Linked DNA regions of Mus musculus: region 2 is linked to region 1. A link is a contact called in ENCODE Hi-C data. All regions are on one chromosome and are shown on one strand. The core of a region is the stretch at or near the end of the contact, and the rest is flanking DNA. Distances in the headings are between cores, read along the strand shown. Region 1 holds the start of Rpl34-ps1 (ribosomal protein L34, pseudogene 1). Region 2 holds the start of Dguok (deoxyguanosine kinase).

Evidence for each region. Hi-C counts contacts between places; a loop is a spot of excess contacts on that map.
Region 2: a map of T-helper 2 cell shows a loop between it and region 1 (14-fold over the local background). The contact joins the promoter of Dguok here to the promoter of Rpl34-ps1 in region 1. A Hi-C loop is called at or near these places in 4 of 37 maps with a recorded cell type or tissue (T-helper 1 cell, T-helper 17 cell, T-helper 2 cell and 1 more).

The regions. Positions count from the first base shown.
Region 1 is chr6:71,122,914-71,126,511 of GRCm38, reverse strand. It overlaps Rpl34-ps1 (ribosomal protein L34, pseudogene 1), which reads right to left and starts at 1,923. Exons shown (of 1, transcript NM_001199350.1): 1 at 1,511-1,923. The coding sequence starts at 1,902. The coding sequence ends at 1,549.
Region 2 is chr6:83,505,429-83,509,026 of GRCm38, reverse strand. Dguok (deoxyguanosine kinase) reads left to right here and starts at 2,058. Exons shown (of 7, transcript NM_013764.2): 1 at 2,058-2,279. The coding sequence starts at 2,138.

The DNA of each region.
Region 1 (3,598 bases), core at 674-3,173:
ACAAAGTCACATGAGGCTTATCAAGCAGTGTTGGAGAAGGGGAGCCCAAGGTGCCTCAAGAGCAGTACAGACTGAGCACACACTGTCTCAGGAATGATAACCCCCAGTCTTTTCAGGGGGGAAGGCAAGTTCCTAGGAACGGAAGCTAACTCGTTTGAGGCCCAGGTCTCAGCCCCAGGCTGTCCTTGCCAAGTCAGCTCCTGAGCAAGGACAGAGAACTAGGTTCCTTTTGTCTTTTCATCGGGGCCTCTGAGAAAGCCTTGGATCAGTCTGGCTCTCAGCACAGACCATCCTGGGCACTGAACAATTGTTTGGCAATTTTCAGATACTTTTGTAGAGCAAGAGCCCTGTGGGCACTATTGAGGTGGTTCAGCAGGCAAAGCCCTTGTGCACATGTCTGGTCACCTGAGTTTTGTCCCTAGAACCCACATAAAGGTGGTAGGAGAGAATCTACTCACATCGTATACATGCAATAATAATACATACAAGTAAACAAATTGTAAGAGGTCATAACGTTTTCCTAATATCACCTACAATATGTCCGTTGCTGCTTTACAGAAATTAATTCATGGGATCCGGATGGCAGTGTGACAAGTCCATTTTACAAAGGAGCCAACTGGGATTCTGGGAGATGATGGCTTTGAGTTCTGTGTGAAGTGTTCATTGAAGCTACTCTGGAGAGCCAGTGGGGTTCCCTTGGGTTTCCAGCCTCCTCCTAGTCTCCACTCCTCTTTGCCCCCCTTTTCTTTATCCCTGGTCCCCCTCACCTGTCTTTGCTTTGTGTGAGAACCTGGCTGTGCTTTCCTAGACGGCCCACCTCCTAATAGTCCCACCCTCTAAAGGCCAGGCATTGAAACACATGCATGTGTGGGGGCCTTGTAACAGGTGCAGTGTCAAGATTTAAAGCAGAGCTTGGCTGCTAGGCCACCTGTTGAGGGTCACTTCTCCCTCATCTCTTATCTTCCTATTGTCTCTGATCCAAGGCTCACTCCTCATCAGGGATCATGTTGCTTGTAAAACCGATTCAGCTTAAGTATCTCTGGTTCAGACCCCAGCAGCGTGTAAGCAACCCTGCAAGCAAAGGTGAGCACTCTCTGGCTCCCTTGGGGAAAAGAAGCCTTCCAAATCCACTGGAAAGCCTGGCAATAATTCTCCCAGCCAGCAGAGGGCAGCAGAACACATCCAAAGTCCTTGCTTTAAAGTAGGTGGGGCTGGCCAATCCAACCACACTCCTGTCATTGCTCATGGGCAAACCACCTGTCTGACTTTATTTTCTGAAGTCTGGGGACCCTGAAGGTTTGAGGGTTGAACTTAGTACCTTGCACATGCTAGGCAGGTGCTCTACTACTGAGTCATATCTAGGCTTGTCCCAGAGGACAACCTCAGGTGCTGTTCAGCAGGCTCTGCCCTGTTTTATTTTATTTTTTTTAGACAGGCTCTTTCATTGTTCTGGAGCTTTCTTTTTTTTTTTTTTTTTTTTTTTTTTTTTTTTTTTTTTTTTTTTTTTAGATCAAGTCTTGATTTTTATTACTTAAAAAATGTGCATATCTATTTTGCTTTCTGACTCTGTGCTTGTGCCTTCAACACTTTCACAACGATTTTCTGCTCCTCAATAAGGAAAGCCCGCTTGATCCTGTCACGGACACACTTGGCACACATGGAGCCGCCATAGGCCCTGCTGACGTGCTTCTGTGTCTTAGACAGTCTCATAAGGACTTTGGGCCGCACAGCACGAACCCCTCGAAGTCTGCCTGGGCACACGCCACATGCGGATTTAGGTGCTTTCCCAACCTTCTTGGTGTAGAGGTAAACAATCCTGTTGCCAGGGGTTCGAGACAGCCTAGTTTTGTTAGAGGCTGTGTTGTAGGAAAGCCTACGGCGGTATGTCAAACGCTGGACCATCCTGAGTGCCTCTGAGCACCGTCCCCGGAAGAGTTCTGGAGCTTTCTAAGCAGCAAAGCTGGTTAGTCAGCAAGTCCTGGATTCCATAAAAAATAACTTAAAAATTTAAAAAAATGTATTGCATCTTATTATTGGTGCCTCTCTCTCTCCTTTTAAAAGTTCACATATGCCTCGTGTGTGTGTGTGTGTGTGTGTGTGTGTGTGTGTGCCCTCGCGTGCGTCCGTCTGTCTGTCTGTCTGTCTGTCTGTCTGTGATTTCTGAGAGAGCAATAGTAGCTGGAGATGGGGAGACCCAGTAAGCAAGCCCATGTCTGTGCAAAGGCCAGAGGAGGAGTCAGGTGTCCCATTCTGTGACTCTCCATCATATTCCCTTGAGGCAGCATCTCTCATTGAACCTGGAGCTAGGCTAGCAGGGAGCAAGCCACAACCATCAATCACCTGTCTCCACCACCAGAGAGCTGGTGTAAAACTTCTTACTGACACGCTTCCGTACTGCTTCAACTAGGAAAAGCAGACGTAAACACAGAATCAAGAAAGTCAAAATAACCTTGTCACTGTGTAACACGCATGTGCTGGTACCAAGACTGTGGTGGACTCCAGCAGTGTCCTCCCGGCACATGATCATTGTGGGTGTCTATTGATAAGCTTTTCTTCCATTTGTGCTGCAGGAACACCCTAGTCACAGCAGCTGGGAGGTCATTTCCCTTCTCTCAGAGCCAGCTTAGCCCAGTGCCTCAGCCTCCTGTGTGACAGAGTTTCTGGCTGGTGATTGTGGATTCAGATATAAATGCAGACACTGAAATTATGCAGTGACTTGATTTTTAAGTCATTCAGATGGATCTAGAAAATTATTTGAAAAAAATAGTGTACAAACTCACACACATGAAATGCATTGCTGCTGGAGAAGTGTGTGTGTGTGTGGTGTGGTGTGTGGTGTGTGTGTGTGTGTGTTTAGGCCAGAGAACAACCTCCTGTGTTGTTCCTCAGGTGCTGTCATTTTTTATTTATTTATTTTTTTTGACACAGTATCTCATTGACCTGGAGCTGGTTGGTCAGCAAGTCCTAGATTCCTGGATTCCCTTTTGAGAAATCTCTCTCTCAGTCCTTACTTCTTATAGGTGAGCAAGTTGAGTCTCAGACAGGACCTCTGCCTTAGCCTTAGTACACAGATCATCAGGGTGGGGCAAATGAGATCCAGTGTGCACAGCCATTTCTCCTGATAAGACCCTCAGTCAGTCAGAACAGACTTGGTTCTGGAGAAGGAGCCTGGGTATGGATTCTTGAGGGAACAGTCATGGTAGTGTGGGGACTTCCCTGGAGGTATCTAGTCACCAGCTTCCAAATCTGAGGAAATGAGAGAGTACTGGTGTGCACAGCCCCTGGGAAAAGCCGACGACCCTACCACTCTACATTCAGATTAAGTGCAGGTTGTCTCAACTCCATGGCCTTCCATTCCTATGGTTGTCACCTGGTTCTGGCCCTTACGCTACCAGAGAAAGCTCCCCTGGACTGGCTCTGCCTCAAACTATAGGTGCATAGGTGCAAGATGGAGAAACATGGAGCAGATGCAAATACCTTGTCCCCATGAGGATGGTGGAGCAGAGAGGGCATGACACCCTTTGTTCCCTGAGATGAGCAGTACCTGGGGGGAGGAAATAACAAGACTCATATTTAAAGCCAGGTTAGTTACATTTGA
Region 2 (3,598 bases), core at 809-3,308, about 12 Mb before region 1:
GCCCTGCTTCTACCTCCAAGGGTGCAGTGATTATTATTATTATCATACCCAGCCTGATTAATTCTTATGAATGGCATAGCATATAATAAGTATAAAAAGGATAAAAAGATCATTATCAATAGTGGCATCAGAGTAACTGGCAGGTAACTAGATAAAGATGGTTTGGTTCATTAATTCACTCTATAAATCCAAAATAAAAAAGAAATAGATAGGCATGATGACCTGCCTTTACTGAGAAGGCTGAGGCAGAAGGACAGCCGGCTAAGCCATCTCTCTAGTCCCATGCTGAGTCATGTGTGTGTGTGTGTGTGTGTGTGTGTGTGTATACACACACACACACACACACACACACACACACACACACACACACACAATAGCTTTCTTCAGACACACTAGAAAAGGGCATCAGATCCCATTACAGATGGTTGTAAGCCAACATATGGTTGCTGACAATTGAACTCCGGCCCTATGGGAGAGCGAGCAGTCGTGCTGTTAACCGCTGAGCAGTCTCTCCAGCTTAATTCATCTCAATAACCATAAACTTCTTTAAGGCAAGGCTTCACACTGTGTCCCAGGCTGACCTGCAGGGCTTGAATTGGCAACACTACTCCTGACTCAGCCTCTCAATTACAATGACCCCGAGGACAGAGAGACTCTCATTCTTTGGGGGACAGGGGCAGTTAAGTATTTCCCAGCTCTGATTTTATACAAGCAAAGAAATGTAATCGGTATTTCTGCACAGTGATGGTTACTGGTGTGTGGCAGTGGCAATGGATAGAATTTAGCGGCTCCGATCTCCACGAGAATCCTACCTAGATTATAGTTGTTGTAGCCAAGGCTAAGTGCAGTGGTCAGAGGACACCTTTCAGGTGGTGGTTCTCTCATTTCACCACGTGGGACCTGAGGATTGTGACCCTGTGGTGAACAGGCTTAGCAGCAAGTGCCTTTAGTCAACTTGCAAGCCCCCTCCTCCTTTTTGAGCTAGTCTCGTACATCCCAAGATGGCCTCCAATGCACTGTGTAGCCAAGGATGACTGAACTTCTGAGCCTCCTACCTCCACCTCTCAAGTTCTAGGATTACAGGCGTGTGCCACCATACTGGAGTTCTCTGCTCCAGATCCAGCCCACAGCTTTGTGTGTGCTAGGCTCCACAGGTCACATCTTTCCAACAACTGCAGGACTGTAGATTTTATGTTTCAGAAAGTCTCTTCCATGCCTCCTCTCCCCTCACTCACTGCATATAGTCCTGTACATGTCTCCTCTCCAGGATTCATTCTTACAGAGCCAATACCATGCTTAATCCAACTCGTTATCCTGATGAGATTCCTCCAAGTGAACATTTACCTATTTAAAGGTCAAAATAAAATGGGGTGTGATAAAATAAATGGTCCAACATTGTGCTGACAGTTACACAGGATGCGAAACATTACTTGTGTAAGTTATTGGATTGTTCCCTTCCTGCTTAAAACAGTCCAGTCTCTTCCTGTAGGCAATAAAGTCCCAAAGTATGGAGGAAGAAGGCATTTATCTTAGGGCCAGTGAGACGGCTCAGCAGGTAAAAACACTAGCTGCCAAGACTGATAGCCTGAGTTTGAGCAGACTCTTATAAGTCGTCCTGACCTCTACAAGTGCGCCATTAATGAGTAAGTAAAATGATACGTAATGAGCATGCTGGAACACACATTGTAGGCTCACCACTTGGGACGGGGAGGCAGGAGGACCAACTGCACTACATGAGACCTTGTCTCAAAATATCAAAATAAATAAGTATAACAAGATTTTTGTTGTTCTGTTTTTCAAGACAGGGTTTCTTTGTGTAGCCCTGACTGTCCTGCGACTCACCCTGTACACCATACTAATATGCAATATACACATATTAATTAAAACGATGAGAGGGCTACGGACGCCTGAACTCTACTTCAGCACACCCTCCTACACCACAACACCGAGACACTCCCACATCGTCCCTGCAAATGTCGCGAGAACAGAGCAGCTCCTGCGGCCTCACCCGCCTAGAGAGCTAAAACCAGCCACTTCCTGCCTGACGGCCCTCTGACGTCAAAGGTGCGCTGGCGTCGCTTGATCGCAGGCGGAAGTGCTCTCGGCGGAAGTGCCCGCCTTGCTCGGCTTGGGTAGGATGGCTGCAGGTCGGTTCCTTCTGCGTCGTCTCCGAGCGTCTTTCCGTTCCCCGCTGCGGAACGCGCTCGTGGACGCGCCACACGCCAGGGCCATGCACGACGGGGGCGGCCCCCGAAGGCTCTGCATTGAAGGCAACATCGGTAAGGGCCAGAAAGTGGCTGTCGAGCCTTGGCCTCCGCCGAGTAGGTGGCTGAGAGGCTGGGAAAAGAAGTTGGCCTCAGATCTGTCCCACCCTGCCCACCTGACCCCTTCTGCTGCCACCGCCCAACCTGCCGGCCGGTTCTGCATGTCAGGCCTTTCTCCCACAGTGCACCGCGGGTTTTGATTTTGGGAGACATTGGGCCCCAGTACCCGCCCACCTACTCACCCACGGGGACGTAATAGCCTGACGCAGGCTTTAGATAGCCCCAGAATTATACTGGTTTACTGGCATGTTTCATTCGCTAGAAATAGATGCGACAGTGTGCCGGTTCTTTTCCTAAAATAGCATCACCAGATTTAGCAAAAATAAAAATAAATGTCCAGTTTACATAGTTTAAGATAATTTTGGTGTGTCACATGCAGTATTTGGGGCATACACTTAAAAAATGAGCCATTGTTTATTTAGACTTTTTTTTTTTTTTTTTTTCCCCTGAGACAAGGTTTCTCTGTGTAGCGTTGACTGTCCTGGAACCCGCTCTGTAGACCAGGCTGGCCTAGAACTCAGAAGAGATCCGCCTGCCCCTTGCCTCCCTTGTGCTGGGATTAAGGGGATGTGGCACCACCGCCTGGCTTAGATCAATTCTTAACAGATTCCATTTTCACTATTTTGCTGTACCCCCATGTTAATTGCACTACAAATTATTATGACAGTGTTCTATTGTTTTGAAACAGTCACTGTGTAGCCCTAGCTGGCTTGGATCTTGCTATTTAGACCAAGCTGGGCTCAAACTCACAGAAAGTTGCCTGCCTGGTTAGGAAGGATCATGCTTCTTAAATTTAGAAATAGATACTTATTATATATTTTGTTATAAGTAACCCAGTATCTTAAAAAACAAAAAAGCAACATGGAAGGAAAATGGCTCAACTCACTGTTGCTGAATTCTGAGGGTACTTAGCTCTGCACAGATGCTGATAATGCTATCAGGTGTGGGCTGCTCAAGACATTCTAGCAGCAAATAGTTTCTCGTTTTATTCATTCAGCAAATCGCCCTTTGAGTGTCTTCTCTGTGCTGGCACTGTTCCTTGACCCTACGGATACAGCCATGACCAGATCAAATAAAAATTCTGCACTTTAATAGGAAGTGATACATAATAAAGCTACAGAAATTAATTAAGCGGGGTAAATAAACAGTGGATGAGCTATTGATGAGTAAGATGAGAGGTTGAGGGTGGTTGTCTGTCTTCCAAATATAGTAATTGCCAAGTACCTCACTGGTGAAGGGATGCTGGATCAATAACCTGAACAGTGTGGGGGAGT